2 separate regions of the Homo sapiens genome follow, and region 2 is linked to region 1. A link is an interaction called in ENCODE POLR2A ChIA-PET data of the cell type or tissue named here. Cell type or tissue: PC-3. All regions are shown on one strand. Each heading gives the region's core, and the rest is flanking DNA. Links, peaks and the distances in the headings are about the cores only.

Region 1 (6,280 bases), core at 692-5,691:
AGGAGTGAGCCACCGCACCAGGCCCCATTTTTTAAGAGGAAATAGTATCTATATATTTGACTAAGATTACACTTAGGAACTGAATCTTAGAATGCGTATCTTCTAATTCTCAGTCCTGTGGTTTTTCTAGAATATGAAACACACTTCCAAACAGAAAGCCCATTGCGCTAAAACTACTGCAGAGTGTGTACCTAAAGTCTGATATTTAGGCTATTAGTTCCTAAGGGCTCGGGGTTGGGGGATGATTCAACCCAGTGGATAAATGAGCACTTGATAAGGAGTGTGGTTCAGTTCCATTGTAGTGTGTAAGTTAGTGTGACACTGGGGAGGGGGTGGTGGTGTAGGGGTGCCCAGCTGATGTGGAATTAGGGAGGAGAGGAAAGTAGAGGAGGAGATTTCCAGAAGAGAGGTATTGGCCGAGTTGAGTGTTACTGCTTGAGAGTCTTCAACTGGATGCACAGAGAAATATGGAACATAGGGAATGGGGAGCCATCTCTGGGCTGCAGTAGTTCTGTTAGGTTGGTGTGTATGGGGCAGGTGAGAGCATAGTGAGGAGTGAGGTTTAAGATGTAGGTGCCTGTCATCCCAGCACTTTGGGTGGCTGAGGCAGGTGGATCACTTGAGATCAGGAGTTCGAGACCAGCCTGGCCAACATGGCGAGACCCCATCTCTACTAAAAATACAAAGATTAGCCAGGCGTGGTGCTGCATGCCTGTAATCTCAACTACTTCGGAGGCTGAGGCATGAGAATTGCTTGAACCCGGGAGGCGGAGGTTGCAGTGAGCCAAGATCACGCCACTACACTCCAGCTTGGGCGACAAAGCAAAACTCCATCTCAAAAAAAAAGATGTAGACAGCAAACCACAGACTATTTTAAATTACTTGCATTTCAAATAAAATAATATGATGGGACTCTGGGGTAGAGGGTGGCTTATTGAGATGGGATGATAAGTAGTAACGTCAGGGCAAGGAGCTAATTTCTGTGATAGTAGTACAATCATCCAGGTGAGCGATGATGCTTGGCAGTACCAGAGCAAAGGAAGAAACTGTTTACGGGCTTAGCGTCTCTCACACAAAGATGGATGATGATGATGATGTGATTTCTCTCATTAGCACTTCCAGGCTCAGAAACTTGGAATCATCATCTCACTGTGTCACCACTCCATTACCAAGCTTTCTTAATCTTTCCACATGTAATCTAATCTCACCCCTTACTTGCAGTCTAGGCCGGACCCTCGTTATTTAATATCAGAAGGTATTGCTAGTGTCTCCCAACTGGGCCTCCTGTCTCTAGATGTGCCCAGTGAGCTCTGCAGTCACCTTCTGACTCTCACAGCCCCTCAAGTGTCCGTGCTTACCCTTGCCTGTGCCATGCGGTGCACACTTCGTGAGGTGTATCTTCTTTCTTCCCCAGCCCTCTAATGTGTGTATATTATACTGTCATCTTCCTTCTCCAAGAAACTTTTCCCCCGACAATCTAGTTTTTCTTAAGCTCCAGCTGATTCTACACAGTGCATCCGAGACTTTTTAGTATAAATTATTTTTTTAACATCAGGAAATTTTTGCGGATCACTCAATATAGATTATGTTTCATGGTAGGTAAGAACATTCGCTTTTGGGAAGCAGGCATTCTGATTCCTCACACACACAAAAGCAAAGTAAAGCATTGCTAGCCATTCACTATTTTATAATCTCTAAACATTTTTATGCTGTTAATTTTTGTGTTTCACTCAAAAGAGTCTGAGCAGTGGCCTGAAATCTCTTTCTTTGACCATAAATAATAGTTTGTATGTTGTTCAAACAGACGTTGTGTACGTTAAGCTCACTCCTTGATTAAAATAAAATTCTCAGTGGCAATTCCAACTGTAGGGTTAGGAATGCTGTCATTTCGATTGTGTAGCCAGCCCTTTCGGTCAGAATTGGTTTTTAAAAAGCCTTCAGCTTCATTTTAAATTGTCCCCATGGACAGAAAACAGCATCCACTGTGGGCCGTCATTTGAATGTTAAAATCAGTTGGACACTAAAAGCGAATTTGCGAAGGTTCAGAAAATTGAGGGTGTGACCCTCATTGTGCCTGCTCTGCAACATTGTCTAGGGAAGGGAGGGATAATGGAGGTGACATTCTACCATTATCTGTGGGAGCATTTTACCTGCTTCATTTGAGGGGGATGGGTTAAAGAGAAGTTTAGAATGTCAAGTAAAAGTGAAGAAAGGTTTTTGGTAATAACTCTTTAAAAGAGTGATCCTATTGTTTTTCTTCCTTCACCCACATATATTGAAAGGTTTTTTAAAAATGAAATAGAGCTATTTTTAGAGTAGAGTGTCTGAGGAGTCATCTATTTGAACTTTCTCCCAGTTGCTGAAACCACTCTACAATACCACTAATAAATGTCACCTGATTCCTTCATAGCTTTTTTACCTCCTCACAGTCTTCATCATATCAGTTATTATTCTCACCCCATGTATTAGTCTAAAAGCTCTAAAGTCTTCCTGTTTCATGCCAGCTTTGTGTGTGTGTGGTTTCCTTTTTTTGGTTTTCAGGAAAAGCTAAGTTTTTCTGTTGCCAAGAGCTCATCATTCTAATGTTAAAAGTCAGAGTCCAGAAGAGCAGATCATGTTATTCGACACCATCTGTGTATCACTAGCTGTTCATTTCCTACATCTTTCTTTCTCTTCCAAAGTCAAAGTGTTCCACCAAAATAAGAAATAAAAACAATATTTATGTCCCCAGCGTTCTTGATTCCTATGCAGGAGTTTGCAGCGACTGAAAGTCCAGTCCTCATTTAGTTGTATTATCTTTTTACCTAACACTAACAGAAATTGGTAGTGGTCAGTGGATTTACTAAATCCAGTGAAATTTTCTATTTTGAATGTCTCATTTTAACTTAAAAGTTTTGTTTTAAGAATATAGCTTGTGAAGACTGAGTCACCCTGTGTAGAATTTTTACATTTCATCCTTTATCTTTCAATATAAATTGTAAATTGCTCAAGTATCTGTGTTCCTATTACTAAGTATTCCTAATTCTAAGGTAGTTCATAGTTAAATGGGTGCAACAAAGGGCAGTTCTTCATATTGTTGGCTGCTTATTCAGTCCTTCATTTAATTGCTCAGTGAGTATTTAATGATGCTTCTTGGGGCCTCTCCCTCAGAGGAGAGTATTGTTGAGTTTTAAATACAAAGTAATACTATGATATTTTCGTTTTGTATATCTCTATTTATACCCATTGAACAATTCATTTTAATCTAGTAGCAAATCTAAACAAATTATTTAAATCTAGTAAAATTGCCAAAGCTACCTAAAATGATATTTACTGCTAAATTATACACTTAAGACAAATAACACAATAGATATTCCACAGTTGCTCTAACACTTGCTTTATGCAGTGTACCTTTTAGGATGCTTTCAGCTATATGTAATAGAAAGTGCAACTCAGACCAACTCAAACAATAAGGAAATACATTTTCCTACATAACTTGAGTTCTAGAGTTCTTCAGAGAGATTTCTCCAAAGACCCAACATTTTTCTGCCCCTTCTGCTCTGCTATCCATGAGTCAGCTACCCACAAAATAATTCCATAATTCAGCTATCCATAGGGTAATTTTAGGGCTCAGAGGCCTTTTACTGTCTTATTGCTGTCTAACAGAAGGGAATGAGCCCTCTCCCTAAGCATGGATATGTCCATTGAGTCCAACGGGGCCATTCTTGGTCTGATAACCTTGGACTGGCAAGTCTGCAGGGGTATGGCATCCATAAACTTAATAATGAATTCACCCCTTGGAGCTAGGTTGCATTCCTGGACACAGAGTTCTATTAGGAAGAATAAAGGGAGAAATGGATTTTGGATAAGCGGCCAACAGAAATTATAGTATCAACAGTAGCATCACTTCTCAATGGGGGGGGGAAATAGACTCTAATGACCTTGAGGCTTTGAGTCAACCTTGACTGTAAAATGTTTGTAAAGTTTAGATAGAAATAGATTATTTATGGCAGTAGCTGCAGAACTTTGCACTTCAATGAAAACCCAAAGTCATTTTCTCCATCATCATTAACACGTAAATGCCCGATCTTTTCCAAACTTGTTGGTGATCCAGTCCTAACATGATACCTTTCAGAGTTGAGTGCCTTAATTTGTAACATGGACTAGAATTTTAATTGAGCTCCATTTGCATCTGTTGAAAACATGGTAATTAGGTATGTCTTAATTGCAGAATGACTCTGCCACATTAAAGAGAAATAAGCAGCTTCATGCTACACCTTCTTTAAAAAAAGAAACTTGAAAGTGCCTATCTTTATAGGTAATCACATGGAAACATAGCTGATAGTTCAGTGCATAGAGCAGGTTTAAACAGGCAGAAATGTTGTCAAAAATGGAAATTTCTATTTGTTTGGAAGGAGATAATCATCGCTCTTTGTGTAGGGTATCTGCAAAAGGAAAGCAAATAGTCTGTCAAAATGAGCAAAATTAAAGAGAAAAAAATCAAGAAATGTATATAGCACTTAAAATAGTACATTATCTAAATGTAAATTTATGATTAGTTCTTACCTTGTAATTTGCTGTATGAACACAATAGATCAAGCCATTTATTGCTGATATATTACTAGTACTTTTCTTACTTGAAAAATTGTTTATATGCATGTTCGTTTAAGGGAATAAAGATATTTTATGTACCTAATTATAAAGCTAGTATTAAATGTACAGATTTATTTTAAAACCTAAAATCTGACTAGTACATCAGTGACTTTGAATATGTATATTTTTTTCAAAAATTAAGCATGTGTAACCAATTTATTTGAGCTTTTGAAACTACAATATTTCTGCATAGGAGCAGGATAAAGATTTTTCTCTATCAAATAATTTCAGAATTTGAAGTATATATAATTCAGTACTTTAAAAGAACATCTTATGTTTGTACATATGAAGCTACATATTGCTAAATATTTTTAATTAGTTGGCATTCAAAGGGATTAGTTAAATCAGTACACCCCCAGAAGAGTTTCTGTGATAATGTATTATCTAATTTAGAATGTTCAGAACAAGCATAAAGAATCCTCCAATGTGCAAGTGTCATTTTAAACAGTCCACTGGCTTGGGGCAGGAAACAGAGGTAGGACTTTTAATTTTATAAAATGAGGTTACAAAACCTGAAGCTAATAATTGATTTCATACTACTTTATTTCACATACTTTAGAAAATAAGTTGTGTTACATACACCAGAAAATTATTTTGAATATGAAAAGAATTGGCAACAAACGTGACTTCAGCATATAGTGAGTTGTGAAGGCACTGCCATTATTCTGTTCCCAAGCCAAGAGCCGACATATGCCCCTTGAACTTCTGCCAAAACTATTAGGCAGAAAACTAACAGAATCGCTACTGATAGTTCCATTCATGATTTATGATAATGGTTGCTGTGGAAGACTAAATCATTTACATTTATTGAGCTCATTTTTCTGTTTATAGTTTCAGACATTGTAGAGGGTCGTAAAATCTATTAAATGATGCATACAGCACTAACAATAATAGCATGAAAATATACCAGAAACTAATTAGAGCTAAACCAAATATCATGAGCATTCCTACCTAGTGTTACTGTAGTCAGATTGTGGCTAGTCTTGTCAGGCTTGATGAGAGAACAGTAAGCATTTTTCTAAAGCTAGAGGAATGGTGATACCTGGCGATTAGATAAAGTTTTGGTCAGGATAAAGTCACAAGTCAGTTTTTACCAAAAGTCTTTCATTTATGCAGCCATTTATGAGCAGCTGCTGTTTGCCCCACAGTCTTCATTTGAGGAGCTTAGAGAATGGGAGGGAGACATGTATGTGATATCATATGAGAAGTGCAATAATAAAAGATTGTACAAATAAAGAGCTTTGGAAGTATAGGTGAAAGGAGGTTTCCATGCAGGAATTATACAAAATTCACTAGCTTCCATTTATCTAGTTTGAGTATACCAATAGACCTAGGTTTTTATAGCTCCAGAGAACTTCTGGGAATTGTTCTGTAATTATTTGGTCAATTATCTCACATTTGTGGCCACACCCATATCTCAAAAACCTGAAGTACTGGTTCACAAGCAGATAGAACACAGCCATGTTCAAGGGCATTAAGCAACACACTACAGCCCTGCTTGAGCTATGTTTACATTCTTTGGGGGAGCTCTCATTTGAAAAGGCTGCACATAATTAGTAAGCCCTTGGGCCAACTGCCAGGATATTCTTTCCCTGCTCTGTGTACACCACAAAAAATTATAGCCTGAACTCAGTATTATTTGTAAGAT
Region 2 (6,280 bases), core at 678-5,677, 1.1 Mb after region 1:
GAAATTATGGTTTAGGGGTCATGCAGCTGGAGGCTGCAAGACTCTGAACCTCCCCAAATTGCTTCTGGGAATAATGTCACTGTTGTAAAACCTGAGATCAGTGCTTCAGATATTTTCCAGACCCTGTACTTGATGGATCAGCTGGCACCACCCAGATCGATAAACTGGCTCATCCTGTCTTGTGTCCCTCACCAGAAACTGACTCAGCACAAGAGGACACCTTTGACTCCCTGTGATTTCACCTCAGACCTGACCAATGAGCACCTGCCCCTTTTCAACCCCTGCTCAACAAATTACCCTTCAAAACCTAAACCCCAAGTAATAATAGAACCCCCATCTCCCATACAGTTGTCTCTGCATGAATTAAACTCTTTCTCTATTGCAATTCCCCTGTCTTGATAAATCGGCCTTGTCTAGGCAGCAGGCAATGAGGACTCATTGGGAAGTTAGAGTTTCCACTCTCTAGTGTCATCTCTGTAGTGAGGTAGAAATGATCGGTGAAGGGATTTGCCTACAGATGTTTCCAAGCACTCACAAAAGTGAGGACATTGCCCTGGGCCGTATGTGAAACAAACATCTGGGGAAAGTAATGTCAAAGCTTTTTGATATGATTGGTGAAAAGGAATGCTTTTCTTCTCCCTTCAATCAGTTAACAGGCCCTTATTAAGTATCTACTGTGTGCCTTGTTCTAGGGGAGACACCTAAGGGAATGCAGGAGAAAGATGCAGTCCACTCCAGCCTCCCAGGAGTGTCTGTCCTATTTTGTGCTAGCACTTACATTTAAGAAATAAACAACCACAGGCCGGGTGTGGTGGCTCATGCCTGTAATCCCAGCACTTTGGGAGGCCAAGGCGGGCAGATCACTTGAGCTCAGGAGCTTGAGACCAGCCTGGCCAACATGGTGAAATCCTGTCTCTACTAAAAATACAAAAATTAGCTGGGTGTGTTGGTGGGCGCCTGTAATCCCAGCTACTCGTGAGGCTGAGGCAGGAGAATCTCTTGAATCAGGGAGGCGGAGGTTGCAGTGAGCTGAGATCATGCCATTGTACTCCAGCCTGGGTGACAAGAGTGAAACTCCATCTCAAAAAAAGAAAAAAGAAATAAAGAACCATAGAAGATAATATATTTTCAAATAGTAAAACTGGAACATACATATCATTTGCTTCCTCCTTTTTTTTTCCGTTGAATCTAGTGAATCTAGGGACTACCTCGGGCCATTTACAATGCGGAACTCCCCTTTAGAAACAGCTTGATGAATGCAGAAAAATCAGCAAAATGAATAGAGTTTTAAATACTTAAAGGTAGCACATTATCTGGAGCAAGGAGAGCTTAGGGAAGAAAGACAACTATCTGGCTTGCCAGAGGAGATACTACTGTTTCAGCAAGAGCAATAAATACAGGCCAGAATTCGGGTGTATGTGTTTTGTAAAAAAGTCTGGATTGCAGGCCTGAGTGGCATGTATGTTATTTGCACTTGGTGACTTCTTAGTTATTACTGGTGTGTATCTTTGGGCCGTTGAAGAAGTTGAAACTTGGCTCTGTTTCTCCATGTGCCGTAACTCTGCTTGGTGTTTCAGCACCATTCAGTGTCAAATTTTTACTAAGAAAGCAGCAGTTACTGACACATTCCTACTGGCGAGAAGAGAACAGGCCCCAGCCACCAACATCTTGTATGGTTCTCAGCCATCACGAGAACTATCCATTATCTCAAGTCTTGTAAAGTGAAACGTAATGCCAAAAACTGTAAAATATTAAACAGATTGCAAAAATGAGTAACAGGCTAAAAAAAATATCTGAACGAAATTTAAAGGACTTCAAAAGCAGTCTTTGTTGGGAGGCCGAGGCGGGTGGATCATGAGGTCAGGAGATCGAGACCATCCTGGCTAACAAGGTGAAACCCCGTCTCTACTAAAAATACAAAAAATTAGCCGGGCGCGGTGGCGGGCGCCTGTAGTCCCAGCTACTCGGGAGGCTGAGGCAGGAGAATGGCGTGAACCCGGGAAGCAGAGCTTGCAGTGAGCCGAGATTGCGCCACTGCAGTCCGCAGTCCGGCCTGGGCGACAGAGCGAGACTCCGTCTCAAAAAAAAAAAAAAAAAAAAAAAAAAAAAGCAGTCTTTGATTAATATTGGATACCTTTCAACTGCAAATTCAAAGATATGGGAATACCTGTGAACAGTGGAATGCAGTCCTATGAGAGTTCATGTAAAATGACCCCGGGACATCTGAGACAACTTCTCTCACACACCTGCCCTGGAGAGAGGGCTCACAGTTTGAGAAGCTACTTACAGAGAAATGGAATCACTGTTTTTTTAGTTTTTTTGTTTTTTTTTAAAAAAACACTATTGCACTAAATGTGAACGTTGACTCCCTTTGGGGAAGAATTATAATATAAACTTAGCAAACATAGTCAATACTAAGAATATAAAAGAATTTATGACAAGTGAGTGCTCTAACACCTTGAAAATGAAAGGGAAAACGTTTCAAGCAAAATCTCTGTCTTCAAAGTTCTCAACTCCAGGGTCCTGAATAAATAACCAGTGAGAATTCAAGAGCTTTTCAGAAGAAGGATGTTTATGTAGATAACAATGTATAAAATGCTAAGGCAGACAACTCTACTCGGCAGATACGAATCAAATACCAAAACAAAGCAGCCTCTGCTATTATATATTCTGCAGAATCCAAGTATATCTAGCTCCTGAAAGAGAGGCAAACCATGCCCCTGGTCTTCTTACCGCAGATTAAAGTTTTCTGCATAAGCGTTAGCAGATCCAACAGCCAGAGGCTTGAGAATACATTTCCAAGGTGTGAGATAATAATCCTTGGATCTTGTTTCAGCCCCTACAGCTGGACCGACCACTCCCAACGGGAACTTGGTGGATGAATGTGATGACGACCAGGCCAACTGCCACAGTGGAACAGGTGATGACTTCCAGCTCACAGGTGCAGAAACCATCTTCATCCCATTGCTGTACCATTTCAGTTCATGTCTTAGTTGGGACCAGCTAACGCCTGTGTGTGTGCTTGTAACTCCGCATGGCAGAGAGCTGCCCAGGAATAGAAGCTGCCTTGCCAGAACACGTGCATCTTCATTTCCTCATGTCATCTGGATAGATGAGTTGTTCTTAATAGCCACAACCATTTGTAACAATAATTTGAGCCATTTCGAGAGCCAAAGGCTAGGATTATCTTAATTGAATAAGAATTTCCCCATGGCTAAATGTACTAAACCGATCCTTATTTTCATTATTTTCAGACCCCCCCCCAATAACACGTGCACCACCCCTACGTAACCACACACTTCAGAATGTTTATTTTCATTTTCTAATGAGGACAAGTTTTTTTGAGTGGATCCTTTATCCAACAAATGGATAAAGTTAGGCTTATATTTGAAGTGCGGCTTTTAAGTTGGGATTTGGTAAATCATTGTACATTAACATTTACAAAGGCAGAATTAGCTGCTATTTCACATCACCACCGACCAGCAAATGCATCAGAGATGTTGTGTGCCAAATGTCTCACTAATTAATCTAGAGTATTACTCTCTAATCTCCTAAAACCCTAAAAGCTAGGAAATGACCTTCTCTTCCACTTGGAATGGCAGAGGAAATATTAGGCAAGTGGAGAAATGGGATTATACCATTTGGAAATTGGCCAAGGCACTAGGGTTTTCACCCTGTGGTTGCAAAAGGTATCGTGGGACTTTTACTGCTCCCTGGGTCAAAACGCAGTTTCAATAGCATCTGACTCTCATTTGAGATTAAACATGAGCTTTTGAATGCAGGTCTGCATTTTTACCCAGAAGGGACTCGGAGAGCCCACATAATTAATTTCCATGGGCAAAACTGAAGGCGTTACCATGTAACTTCATAATAAAGCCATGTTATTGGCTAATGCATTCGTACAAAATCTGGAAGGAAGTGTCCTAGAGTACATTTCCAATTATTTCAAAAGCTCTCCTCTGAAGGAGTGAGAGGGCTCTGCACTCTAAGATGGAATAAAGAGTAAAAGAAAGAAAAAAAAATTGAAAATCTGTCCCAGAAATTTAGTACTGTGAACTGAGTTTACATTTAAATCCCACCTCCTAAAGCTGTCTCTCTCCAAATTTCCAGGATAATCATTTACATTCATATGGCCAATAAATGTCACATTGCTATGAGCTTTTGAATGCAAATCTTGTATACAAGCAGCCACAAGCCACAAAACTTAGATTAATTAATGCAGAGACATTTTCTGTGTAACATGTCAAGTTCAAGTTGAAAACTCAACCACTGATATAAAAAACAGAGTACTATTCCATGAACCAAGTCCTCTGGAAGCTTCCCGGGGTTGCCTGTAAACACTCTGCCACAAACCTCAGGCTTTTTACAGACCCCGTCACACATCCATAGTGAAATTTCTCATAAAAAAGGAATGATTGCAGGATCCCAGTGTGCCCTTTCAATTGCCCTCTTGTGGAAGGGGTTCTTTTCTTCATAAACCCTAAAGTGGTCAGTTAATATTGATTAGAAACAAAGCCTCAGATTTACTCCTCATATCAGAACAACCAGCCTTCTCATTTTTGCATTAGTTCATGACTGAATCAATTGAAACTGAAGGCTTTGAATGAAATAGGGCGAGTATGTTAGCCTGGAGCAAATTGTGTATGGCAGCGAGTTACAAACCACAGAAAATGGGTCATTTATAGTGGAAACACTGACAACCTTTCAAAACTATAAGGTTTTGCTTTACCTACAGTGTTTCAATTATTTCTTTGGTAGATAGAAGAAAGTTCATTCTGATTTTTTCTTTTTACATATTAGCATGGTGAAAAAAAGAGTTATTCCCAGATCAGCACGTTTGTCTCAATAATTCTATAAATACTCTCATATACTAAGAACCGCTGAGGATGTTGATAAGGCCTGCCCCACACCTCCATCAAGAAGAAGCCATTTTGGAAGACATTCTCCTGCTTCATATTCATTATTGCAAGAAGGCAGTCTTTTTCTTTTTAAAACATATTTTACTTTACAAAACCATTTGCTATTCTTTTCTGAAAATGGATGTGCTCACATGCCATTGTTTGCAAGAGGCAAAAACCTCACCTAACCCAGACACCTTTTTATATGGAAACTACACATCTCCTATGCTCACAAGCAATTTTGCATCCTTTTTGCTAATTCTGGCATAGGTTTTGCTGTCAGGACTACAAACGTGGATGTTTAGTGTGATGAAACCAAACCAAGAGCGTTATTGCTTTAACCCTAATAGGTAGAACATGGAAATTGGGATCAATGCTGTCTTTAGGGGTTGTCTGTTCCTTAGCACAGGTGGTGTGGATTTAATTTCTTCTCCTGGGGTGACCTACTTGTATCTAGAGGGGAGAAATATTGTAATGAAATGCTCGTTACTTACAAACCACACCAAATTCCAGGTGTACTGTACCAAATGCATGGAAATGAGTAGAATGTGCTCTCCCAGACCTGCTAGCCAAGGTGAAAATGCTTCCCTGAAATTACTCATTTGCAAATGCCTTTGAAGTCATTAGATAATACACTTGGCCTCAAAGGCACCAGGCAGCCAAATTTTACGTTGGAGCTGTGTGTACCCAACCGTGGAATTTGCCTCCCAAACTATAGCAAAACTGATAATGCATATCGGTTTTAAAAAGCGAATTTTCACCTTGAATCTTTCTCCTATAAGACCACTGGGAACAGAACGCTAATGTATCCTGGCCTCCCTCCAATTCTGCCATTATAGATTCACCTTCTTAACCCATAATACATATAATTCCTTCTTCCTAGTGCCTGCCTTATTGAGGCCATGCACACATGTGACCACTCATCCAGCATATTTGCTGGGAGAACTGAGGTACCATGACTTGGTGCTGCAGTTGATTAGCCTAGAAATCTTAAGACCATTCCAAGAGCACGATTTTATGGCCCTCTGATTCATGCTATGGATATGTAACATGATTTCTGATCTGTGGGAGCTGCCAGATAGGCCTGTCCCAAATAAAGATCGTCACAAATCTTTACTGAATGATATTATTGGGAAGTGCACAATTATGGCACCCTGTAACCACCTCCAGAACTTTCCATGGTAGGCATGGGCCCACCCCATTCCCTTACCCTGAATTGGTTCAATACTGTATCTGGACATAACAGGTTACTTCCAACCATAATCTGCATCGTGGATAGACATAAGGAAAAACAGCTTTCTCAACCACCTACGTAATAACAGCAAACCACTGTTTCCCAAACTCAGTGGGTTAAAAGACTCACCTGAAAAGCTTTCAAAAAT

What was found. Peaks named below come from ENCODE experiments on the same cell type or tissue, not always from the same donor. Only the 100,000 strongest peaks of a DNase experiment are listed, where the experiment ranks them.
Region 2: POLR2A ChIA-PET joins it to region 1 with 7 read pairs; 1 of 35 experiments calls an interaction of 5 or more read pairs at or near these places.

What each region holds. Positions count from the first base shown.
Region 1 is chr10:34,319,585-34,325,864 of GRCh38, reverse strand. The region is part of intron 19 of PARD3 (par-3 family cell polarity regulator); the gene reads left to right. Among named protein-coding and RNA genes, the nearest start is that of LINC02629, 420 kb to the right of the region's middle. In PC-3, for the core only: no CTCF peak of the experiment used is centred there; no DNase peak of the experiment used is centred there; H3K27ac peaks cover 1,543 bases.
Region 2 is chr10:33,199,552-33,205,831 of GRCh38, reverse strand. NRP1 (neuropilin 1) reads left to right here. Exons shown (of 17, transcript NM_003873.7): 11 at 2,837-2,941. Among named protein-coding and RNA genes, the nearest start is that of IATPR, 86 kb to the right of the region's middle. In PC-3, for the core only: no CTCF peak of the experiment used is centred there; no DNase peak of the experiment used is centred there; H3K27ac peaks cover 915 bases.